Linked DNA regions of Homo sapiens: region 1 is linked to region 2. A link is an interaction called in ENCODE POLR2A ChIA-PET data of the cell type or tissue named here. Cell type or tissue: GM12878. All regions are shown on one strand.

Region 1 (5,000 bases), 130 kb before region 2:
TGCCAGGCTAAAGTGTCCAGTCAACAGTTAACAGTGGTATGGGGTGGCATGTGCCCAACACACATTTCCTAGGATGGCTTTGACTTATTAATAAAATATGATAGATATAGTAGTCATCGCAAAAAACTATCAACGTGTCTCAGAGATTTGAATACCTCTGCATCCAAACTTCACCTCCCAGGCTGCCTCTGACACTCAGAAGTAGCCCAGAAATCCTTTATTTAGTGGTTTCTTGATTTCTGCTTTGGAAAATATGGTCAGTTGTAATTATGGGTATGTGAGAGTTCAGAGGAGAGAGAGCTGCGTGGGCTGGAGCGGGCTGGAAAGGCTTGGCACCGAACTGGGAGTGGAGCTGGGCTGGCCGGCAGCTGAGGGGGCTGAGATGGGCTGGGGTGGGCCAAGCTCACAGCCTCCAGGGACGTTTCCTGAAGGGCCTGCAGTGGGGCTGTGCACCAGGGAAATTGCAAGCCTCTTCAGGACTCCCTCCCTCCCGGCCCTGCACCTCCCCACGGGGGCCCTGGAGCAGGCCAGGCTCCAGTTAAGGCATGTTCAGCCCCAGACCTTTGCTCCGGCCTCTCCACCCAGGCTTCCCAGGGAACTGGGTAAAGGGCTGTGCTATGGGACAGCGAGGCCAGGCACCCTGAGGCTTGAGCAGTTGACAGCATGAGGACTAAGATGACCCCAGCCAGCCCGCCCACCCCCTCCACACCCCCACTCCCTGCCTGCTCTGGGGCCCTTGGCCCTGAGGCCTCAGCAGCTGTCAGCAGGGAAGGGTGACAGAGGAGGGCCAGAGGTGACTTCCCAGCCTGCCCATTCTCCCCCTGCTTGGGCCAGGCCCAGAGCTCTCCCCAGCTGTTGTCAGCAGCTGTGGAGCTTTGTTCTGGGGCCAGCTCTGGGTAGCCCCCTCCTCCCAGTACATCTTCCCACCATCCTTCACAGCTGCTGCCCTTGGGGAGGGGCTGGGGCTAGTGTGGGAGACAGAGTCACATCTTTGGTTCCTTTGATCCTACCAACGACCTGAAGAAGAGGAATTCATGCCCTTGTTTTTATGGAAGAGAAAACTGATTCAGAGAGGCCAAGCAACTTGCTTGAAGTCACACAGCTTAGTGGCTGACTTCAGGCTCCTGGCTCCCCACCCAGTGCTCTCCGACTGCCTTTCTTCAATGTGCATTTGGCGCAGGATGCCAGGGGCTTCAGGGCTCCTGGGCTTGACTCCCAGCTTGGCCATTTGCGACCTCAGGCGAGCTGCTTAACCACCTGGACTGGAACTCCCGTTTTCTTGCTTGTGAAATAAGATAATGGTACCGACCTCTTGGGACTGTTGAGCAAATTAAATCAGATAATTAACATCAGGTACTTAGCATAAGGCTTGATGTGTTCTTTGTGCTCAAGCTGAGAGCTGGCAACGTTACCATCGAGGGTATTAACCACCTGTGTGCCTGGCATTCTGGGTGGTTCTATGGAGGCTACAGACACATTCTTTAAATATTTGTATCAGTCAGTAAATATTTATTTGGCACCTACTGTGTGCCAGGTGCTAGAAAAAGGGCAGCGACAAAACAGACCAATTCCCGTTCCTGCTTATATTCTGCTTCACAAAGTGGCTGGAGAGACACTACTCATCCTAACCATGGAAGCCTCTGGAGTGCTTTCACACACTGGGATTCACATCCATATTTTGCAGATGAGAAAACTGGGACCCAGAGAAGATCGATGGCAGAGTTGAGCCAGGACCCAGCTTTTCTGAGGGTCTCAGGCAGTGCTGCTGAGCACAGGAGGCAGCCCTGTGGGCTTCCTGGAGGAGGCATTTTGTGCTGAATCTTACAGGGCCTCAGGGCCTGGCAGGGGAGGTGGGGAACAGTACAGGATGCAGCCACCACAGTCTGGGCAGGAACAATTTCAGGAAGGTCTTACGGAGGGCAAGGCCTTTTGTTCCCCAGGGAGGAGGCCCAGTCAGAGCTTTAAATACCCCGTGCAGCCCAGAATAGCCCCCATTGTGTTGGTCTGCAGCTGGGGGACCCAGGGAGGAACCAACATCGCCATGGAGGATCCTGAGGGGGCTGATTCTGGCAGATTCTGGAGGTGGGGCGGGGAGGTCTTCAGGCACTTCCCTATATGGTGCGGTGGCATTTCTGTGGAAGGCTTTTCTAGTCTGGCTCAGGCAGGAAGGCCTGCTTTGTGGGAAGGGTGGAGCAGCAGCTCAAGTTCTGCGTGAGCAACGTGCAGCTGAGGGGGGAGCCTGGTGGGTGGGGGACTCCCAGGGACGGCTCTGTGCCTGACTGAAGGTGCCTCTTTGTGCACCAGAGGTATGTGTGCATTGGCCCACTGGGCCCTCCTGTAGGTGGGCCTAGCCCAGGCCCTTGCCAGGGCCTCTTGGCACCCTCTCCTGCTCTAGCTATTTTGGGCACTGGCTGTGTTCGGGTTTGGGGAGTGATGGGTAATCCTGCCTAGACCAAGGCTGCTGGGGTGAGGTTGGTGGGGTACTGACTGGACTGCCATTCCAGCTCCCTGAATCTTTGATCACTGTAGCCTCTGCCCCTGGCTTCAGCTTCAAAGGGTCATGGTCAGCAGACTCTGAGGGGATGCCAGCCCCACTGATGAGGCAGAGAAGGGTGCCAGACAAGCCTGTCCCTTGGGACATTCCCTGCTCTCAGTATCAGGGATAGTTGTGCTTTTTCTAAGCAACTGGTTTGTTTTTACATTGTGAGACATGGAATCTAGGGACTGGTCAGGTTTCCTTCTTCCCATTGGCTGCTGGCAAGCTCAGGGCCACATGAGTTGTCCCTTTCCTAGATCTCTGGGATTCAGCATGTGCTCTCTGTCTGCTTGCCTCACTCCAGGCTCCATCTGCCTGCCCTGCCTGAGTTTTTCTTATATTTCTTTAGTTAATATTCTCTTGGCTGTTAAGTGTGCATCTTTGTAAGCTGTCTGCAGCCTTTTTGGAACAGGGCAAGAGGGGAGGTATAAATGAATGATGAGGATGATGGTGATGATGACCCTTTGCTCAGCGGGTCTCTGCAGCCTGACTCCTTCTGGCTCTGTCCTGACATTGTTTCTGTTTTTGTTTTTTGAGATGGAGTCTCACTCTGTCGCCCAGGCTGGAGTGCAATGGCGCCATCTTGGCCCACTGCAACCTCCACCTCCCGGGTTCAAGCGATTCTCCTGCCTCAGCCTCCCAAGTAGCTGGGATTACAGGCATGTGCCACCATGCCCGGCTAATTTTTGTATTTTTTAGTAGAGACGGGGTTTCACCATGTTGGTCAGGCTGGTCTCGAACTCCTGACCACCAGTCCCAAAGTGCTGGAATTATAGGCGTGAGCCACCGCACCCAGCCTGTCCTGACTTTGTAATCCCCTCCTTTAGCCCTGTTCCTTTTGCAGGTGGGACACAGCCTAGAATTTTAGAATCCTAATGTTTTAGAGTGTCAGTGCTCTAAAATATCAAAACCAGAGGAAGCTTTGGGGTCGTTTAAGTTGATGGCTTTCAAACTCATTAAGCAGTGAGACCCTTATTTTAATCAAAATAACAAAGATAATCACAGCAAACACTTTTTTTTTTTTAACAGCCCAGAGGTCTTTTTTTTTTTTTAAATACCTATTATGCCGTGAATTCATAGAGAATAGGTTCCAGCAGCTCAGGCTCCTTCCCATTGGTTCTCACAAAGTGTGCTTTGCTGGGTGGAGCAGGCTGGCGCTTTAGTTGAACCCAGGTACCTTTCTCTTTGGCTTCTCTCTTTTTCTGATCATTCTCCTTCACGCGTTTCAGGAAGCTATCTCGGCTCTCAGAGTGCTTAATGTGCTCAATACGCACATTAATTCTCTTGGCAAGAATCTTGCCCTTAACTTGTTTGTTTACAACAATGCTAGCAGCATACTGGATAACATTGTAGACTCTTCCAGTTTTGCCATGGTAACACTTGTGGGGCGTTCCTTTTTGAACAGTACCCATTCCCTTGATGTCTACAATATCACCTTTCTTATAGATTCGCATATACGTGGCCAAAGGAACAACTCCATGTTTTCTAAAAGGCCTGGAGAACATCTATTGGGTGCCTCTCCTCTTTCCCTTTGTGTTCGTCATTTTGGCGAATTACTGGAAGATGGCGGTTCCGGCCGAAAGGCAGCAAACACTTATAGAACATTCACCATGTGCTGTGTTATCTGTAGCATTTTACATCTGTATTTAACCCTCACAACAGCCGTATGAGATAGATATTATTACTATGAATGATCGTGCCCATTTTACACATGAGGAAACGGAGGCACAGAGAGGAGAAATGACTTGCTCATGGCCTCACAGCTAACCAAGGGCTGAACCAGATATTTATGTAGGTGAGAATATAGAAAGGAAAGAGGTGGATTTGTAGCCGGGCACAGTGGCTCATGCCTGTAATCCCAGCACTTTAGGAGGCCGAGGCAGGAGGATCGCTTGAAACCAGGAGTTCGAGACCAGCCTGGGCAACATAGCGAGACCTCATCTCTACAAAAAATAAATTAGCCAGATGTAGTGATGTACACCTATACTCCCAGCTACTTGGAAGGCTGAGGCAGGAGGATATCTTGAGCCTAGGAGGCTCTGAGGAGGCCCACTGCCCTCCAGCCTGGGCGACAGAGCAGAACCCTGTTAAAAAAAAATTGGATGTGTTTTGATGAAAGTGAGTGTTTGGGAAGGGGCCCAAACTCTAACGGTGCCCCGCTTCCACCTCACTCCTGTCCAGAGTGGCCCTGAGGCTGCTGAGGATGGACTGGAGAGCCATGACCTAGGGCTGCTTCATCATCGGACAGAGGGGAGTCTGAGGCCCAGAGAAGGGAAGGGACCAGCGAGCAGAGCTGGTTGGGAGCCCTGTTCTCAGTCGCTGCCCTGAAGAGCACCAGCACCCCCTTACCTGCATGGTCGCCGGCCCTGGGAGTGAGCCCCTGCCCCGGTCTCTGCACTCAGCAGCTGAACGAAGCTCTCTTTCTCTCTGGGGCACAGGTACCTCCAGACTTTCTGGAGGGTCC
Region 2 (5,000 bases):
CAGGCTGGAGTGCAGTGGCGCCATCTCGGCTCACTGCAACCTCTGCCTCCTAGGTTCAAGCGATTCTTGTGCCTCAGCCTCTGAGTCACTGGGATTACAGACGCCCACCACCACACCCGGCTAATTTTTTGTATTTTTTAGTAGAGACTGGGTTTCGCCAAGTTGGCCAGGCTGGTCTTGAACTCCTGACCTCAGGTGATCCACCTACCTCGGCCTCCCAAAGTGCTGGGATTACAGGCTTGAGCCACCGCACCCAGCTCTTTTAACTTTTATTTATTTATTTATTTTTAATGAGGTCTCACTCTGTAACACAGACTGTATTGCAGTGCAATCATGGCTCACTGCAGCCTTGAACTCCTGGGCTCAAGCAATCCTCCCGCCTCAGCCTCCTGCCACTACAGGCACATGCCACAACACGAGGCTAATTAAACAAAATTTTTTTGCTGGGCGTGGTGGCTCACGCCTGTAACCTCAGCACTGTGGGAGGCCAAGGCTGGCGGATCACGAGGTCAGGAGATCGAGACCATCCTGGCTAACGTGGTGAAACTCCGTCTCTACTAAAAATACAAAAAATTAGCCGGGCATGGTGGCGGATGCCTGTAGTCCCAGCTACTCGGGAGGCTGGGGCAGGAGAATGGCATAAACCCGGGAGGCAAAGGCAGGAGAATGGCACGAACCCGGGAGGCAGAGCTTGCAGTGAGCTGAGATACGCCACTGCACTCCAGCCTGGGTGACAGAACGAGACTCCGTCTCCAAAAAAAAAAAAAAATTTGTGGAAATGGAGTCCCACTTTGGTGCCCAAGCTGGTCTTGAACTCCTTGCTTCAAGTGATCCTCCTGCCTTGGCCCCCTGAAATGCTTGGATTGCATGAATGAAACTGTTCATGGCCTTTTTTTGGCTTTTTTTTTTTTTTTTTTTTTAAGATGAGGGTCTTGCTATGTTGTGTAGGCTGTCCTTGAACTCCTGGGCTCAATCAATACTCCTGCCCCAGCTTCCCTGGTAGCTGGGACTGTAGGCACGAACCACCATGTCTGTGTTTAATATTTTGAGGAATTGTCAGGTTACTTTCCAGAGTGGCTGCGCTATTTTACATATTCACAAGCAGTATATGAGGATTCCAATTGCTCTATGTCCCTATACTTGTTACTGCCTTTTTTCTTTTAGCCATCCTAGTGGGTGCGAAGTGGTGTCTTATGTTTTGATTTGTGTTTCATTGATGACTAATCACGTTAAACATCTTTTTGTGTACTTATTGGCCATTCATATATCTTTTTTGAGAAATGTCTGTTTAAATCCTTTGCGTGCTTTTAAATTGAGTTGCCTTTTGTTATTGAGTTGTGATCTTTTTTTGGTCTTGTTTTTGTTTTGTTTTTTTTTTTCAGACGGAGTCTCACTCTGTCACCCAGGCTGGAGTGCAGTGATGCCATCTCGGCTCACTGTAACCTCCGCCTCCCAGGTTCAAGCGATTCTCCTGCCTCAGCCTCCCGAGTAGCTGGGACTACAGGCGCACACCGCCACGCCTAGCTAATTTTTTTTTTTTTTTTTTTTTGGTATATTTAGTAGAGACGGGGTTTCACTATGCTGGCCAGGCTGGTCTCAAACTCCTGACCTTGTGATACGCCCACCTCAGCCTCCCAAAGTGCTAGGATTACAGGCGTGAGCCACTGCATCCAGCCAAGTTGTGTTCTTTATATATACTGCATATAAGTCCCTTATTAAATATATGATTTGCAAATATTTTTTCTAATTTCTATGGCTTTTAATTTTATTGGTGGTATCATTTTCAGTACAAAAGCTTTTCATGTTGATGTAGTCCAATTTCTTCTTCTTCTCCGCCTTCTTATTCTTATCAGTGAAGCAGGGTTCTTGCTTTGTTGCCCAACCTGGAGTGCAGTGGTGTGATTGTAGCTCACTGTAGCCTTAAACTCCTGGTCTCAAGTGATCTTTTTGCCTCAACATCCCCAGTAGGTACAACTGCAAGTTGTACCACCACACCCAGCTAATTTTTTTGGTATTTTTTGTAGAGTTGGGGTCTTACTATGTTACCCAGGCTGACCTTGAACCTTTAGCCTCAAGCAGTCCTGCTTCAGCTTCCCAGAGTACTGGGATTACAGGTGTGAACCACCTGGCCCCAACATTGTACTATTTTTTTTTTGACGCTTTTGGTCTTGTAAGAAGCCACACCTCACCCAAGGTTTGAGCAGTTTTAATTAATGAATTAGTTAATTTTATGAGACAAGGTCTGGCTCTGTTGCCCAGGCTGGAGTACAGTGGTGCAATCTTGGCTCAATGCAACCTCTGCCTCCCAGGGGCTCAAGCCATCCTCCTACTTCAGCATCCCGAGTAGCTGTGACTACAAGCATGCTCCACCACACTCGGCTAATTTTTGGTGTTTTGTTTTTTTTTTTCAGATGGAGTCTGGCTCTGTTGTCCAGGCTGAGTGTAGTGGCGCAATCTTGGCTCACTGCAACCTCCGCCTCCCATGTTCAAGCGATTCTCCTGCCTCAGCCTCCTGAGTAGCTGGGATTACAGGCATGCACCACCACACCTGGCTAATTTTTTTTTTTTTTCTTTGAGACAGAGTTTCACTCTTGTTGCCCAGGCTGGAGTGCAGCGGCACAAACTCGGCTCACTGCAGCCTCCGCCTCCCAGGTTCAAGCAGTTCTCCTACCTCAGCCTCCCGAGTAGCTGGCATTGCAGGCACCACGCCCGGCTAATTTTTGTATTTTTAGTAGAGATGGGGTTTTGCCATATTGGCCAGGCTGGTCTCGAACTCCTGACCTCAAGTGATCCCCCCGCCTTGGCCTCCCAAAGTGCTGGGATTACAGGCGTGAGCCACTGTGCCTGGCCCTGTCAGCTTTTATTTAGATATCCAAAAAGCTCTCTTTCTACTCACTTTCTTCTTTTTTTTTTTTTTTTTTTTTTTTTTGAGACAAGACACTATTCACTTTCTCCTTTTTTATAGAGACAGAGTCTTGTCACATTGCCCAGGCTGGTCTCAAACTCCTGGGCTCTAGCAGTCCTCCCTCCTCAGCCTCCTAAATTGCTGGGATTCCAGACATGAGCCTTTCTCCTTTTGTTTATTTCTTCTCTTTGCAAGAAGAGACTAAATAAATAAATAGTATCACCAATATGTATTTTTCATACTTTATGCAACAATTTGTTATGAGATACCAAAGCTGAAGAATGAGGTGTTTGACCATATTCAAAGACCACATGTGTCAGGACTGTTTACATTTCTGAAAGTACTTAGGGCAATCACAGGATGAAAGCAGTGTGTACTAAATCCTCTGTCCACAGAATTCTGCAAATATTATGTGTCTTGAGGGCAGACTTGTTTGTTAACAGTGAGGTTGGTGGTCAAGTAAGTTCCTGGAAGTAAAATTGTTGGGTAAGGGATGTGTGTTTTTCATATTGATCCATGTTGCTAAATTGCCCCTCAGAATGAGGGTTTCTCTTTACATTTCCCTGTCAATGTGTAAGAGTATCTTACATATACATCATACCCTCACCAACATAATGTGTTAGTCACACTTTCTGATCTAAGTGCAAAGGGTTTCATATGTTTAATATGTATTTATTTTGTTACAATTTCTTTTTGTTACAGTTAATCTTTTGATGTGAAATTTGTTTTGTTTTGTTTTTGAGACGGGGTCTTACTATGTTGCTTAGGCTGGTCTCAAACTCCTGGGCTCAAGGGATCTTCCTTCCTCAGCTTCCTGAATAGCTGGGATTACAAGTGCATGTCACCATGCCCAGCCTTGATATGAATTTTCAAAGGCTGGATTTACTTATGCTTCCAGCCGTGTATAGGGAGTACAATGTCTGTTTTGTTCTCATTAGGGAAACATCATATGACTATTACTAAATTAAAACATTACAGAAATGTGTGAAGCACTCTAGAAAGCCAGTGTCATGCCACCTTACTTCAGTGGCTTTGTAGCTCTAGTCCCAAAACCCTAATGAGGGCCACGCACGGTGGCTTACGCCTGTAGTCCCAACACTTTGTTAGGCCGAGGTGGGAGGATTACTTGAGGTCAGGAGTTTGAGACCAGTCTGGTCAACATGGCAAAAACCCATTTCTACTAAATTAGCCGGGCATGGTGGCGGCATACACCTGTAATTCCAGCTACTCAGGAGGCTGAGGCGCGAGAATTGCTTGAACCCAGGAGGTGTAGGTTGCAGTGAGCCAAGATTGAGCCACTGCACGCCAACCTGGGTGACAGAGTGAGACTCTGTCTCAATAAAAACCAACCAACCAAACAAAATAACCCTAACGAGGACCCATAGTTCCAGCTACACTGGAGACTGAGGTGGGAGGATGGCTTAAGCTTGGGAGGTGGAGGTTGCAGTGAGCCAAGACCATGCCACCGCACTCCAGCTTGGGCGATAGAGCAAGACCCTGTCTCAAAGGAAAAAGAACAAAGGGGAGTCACAATACATACTTTGTTGCAACTTGTTTCTATTCATGCATGTAGAGCTGCCTTATTTATTTATTTATTTATTTATTTATTTATTTATTTATTTATTTTTGAGAGAGTCTAGCTTTGTTGCCCAGGCTGGAGTGCAGTGCGTGAATTTGGCTCACTGCAACCTCCGCCTCCCAAGGTTCAAGTGATTCTTGGGCCTCAGCCTCCGGAGTAGCTGGGACAACAGGCATGGGCCACCATGCTTGGCTAATTTTTGTAGTTTAGTGGAGACGGGGTTTCACCATGTTGGCCAGGCTGGTCTCAAACTCCTAACTTCAGGTGATCTGCCCACCTCAGCCTCCCGAAGTGTTGAGATTACAGGTGTGAGCCACCGCACCTGGCTATTCTTTTTTCGTTTGTTTGTTTTGAGACAGAATCTTGCTCTGTTGCCAGGCTGGAGTACAGTGGTGCAATCTCGTCTCACTGCAACCTCTGCCTCCCGGGTTCAAGCAATTCTCCTGCCTCAGCCTCCTGAGTAGCTGGGACTACAGGGGCGCCCCACCACACCCGGCTAATTTTTGTATTTTTAGT

Evidence for each region. Peaks named below come from ENCODE experiments on the same cell type or tissue, not always from the same donor. Only the 100,000 strongest peaks of a DNase experiment are listed, where the experiment ranks them.
Region 1: POLR2A ChIA-PET joins it to region 2 with 5 read pairs; 7 of 35 experiments call an interaction of 5 or more read pairs at or near these places.

Annotation. Positions count from the first base shown.
Region 1 is chr1:21,907,178-21,912,177 of GRCh38, reverse strand. The region is part of intron 1 of HSPG2 (heparan sulfate proteoglycan 2); the gene reads left to right. It also overlaps the pseudogene RPL21P29. Among named protein-coding and RNA genes, the nearest start is that of HSPG2, 28 kb to the left of the region's middle. RefSeq lists enhancers at 613-1,328, 1,329-2,044, 2,041-2,110, 2,161-2,220, 2,281-2,330 and 1 more. In GM12878, no CTCF peak of the experiment used is centred here; DNase peaks (open chromatin) are centred at 2,227 and 2,624; H3K27ac peaks cover 381 bases.
Region 2 is chr1:21,774,522-21,779,521 of GRCh38, reverse strand. All of the region lies in intron 1 of USP48 (ubiquitin specific peptidase 48), which reads left to right. Among named protein-coding and RNA genes, the nearest start is that of USP48, 6.1 kb to the left of the region's middle. In GM12878, no CTCF peak of the experiment used is centred here; no DNase peak of the experiment used is centred here; H3K4me3 peaks cover 2,467 bases; H3K27ac peaks cover 2,573 bases.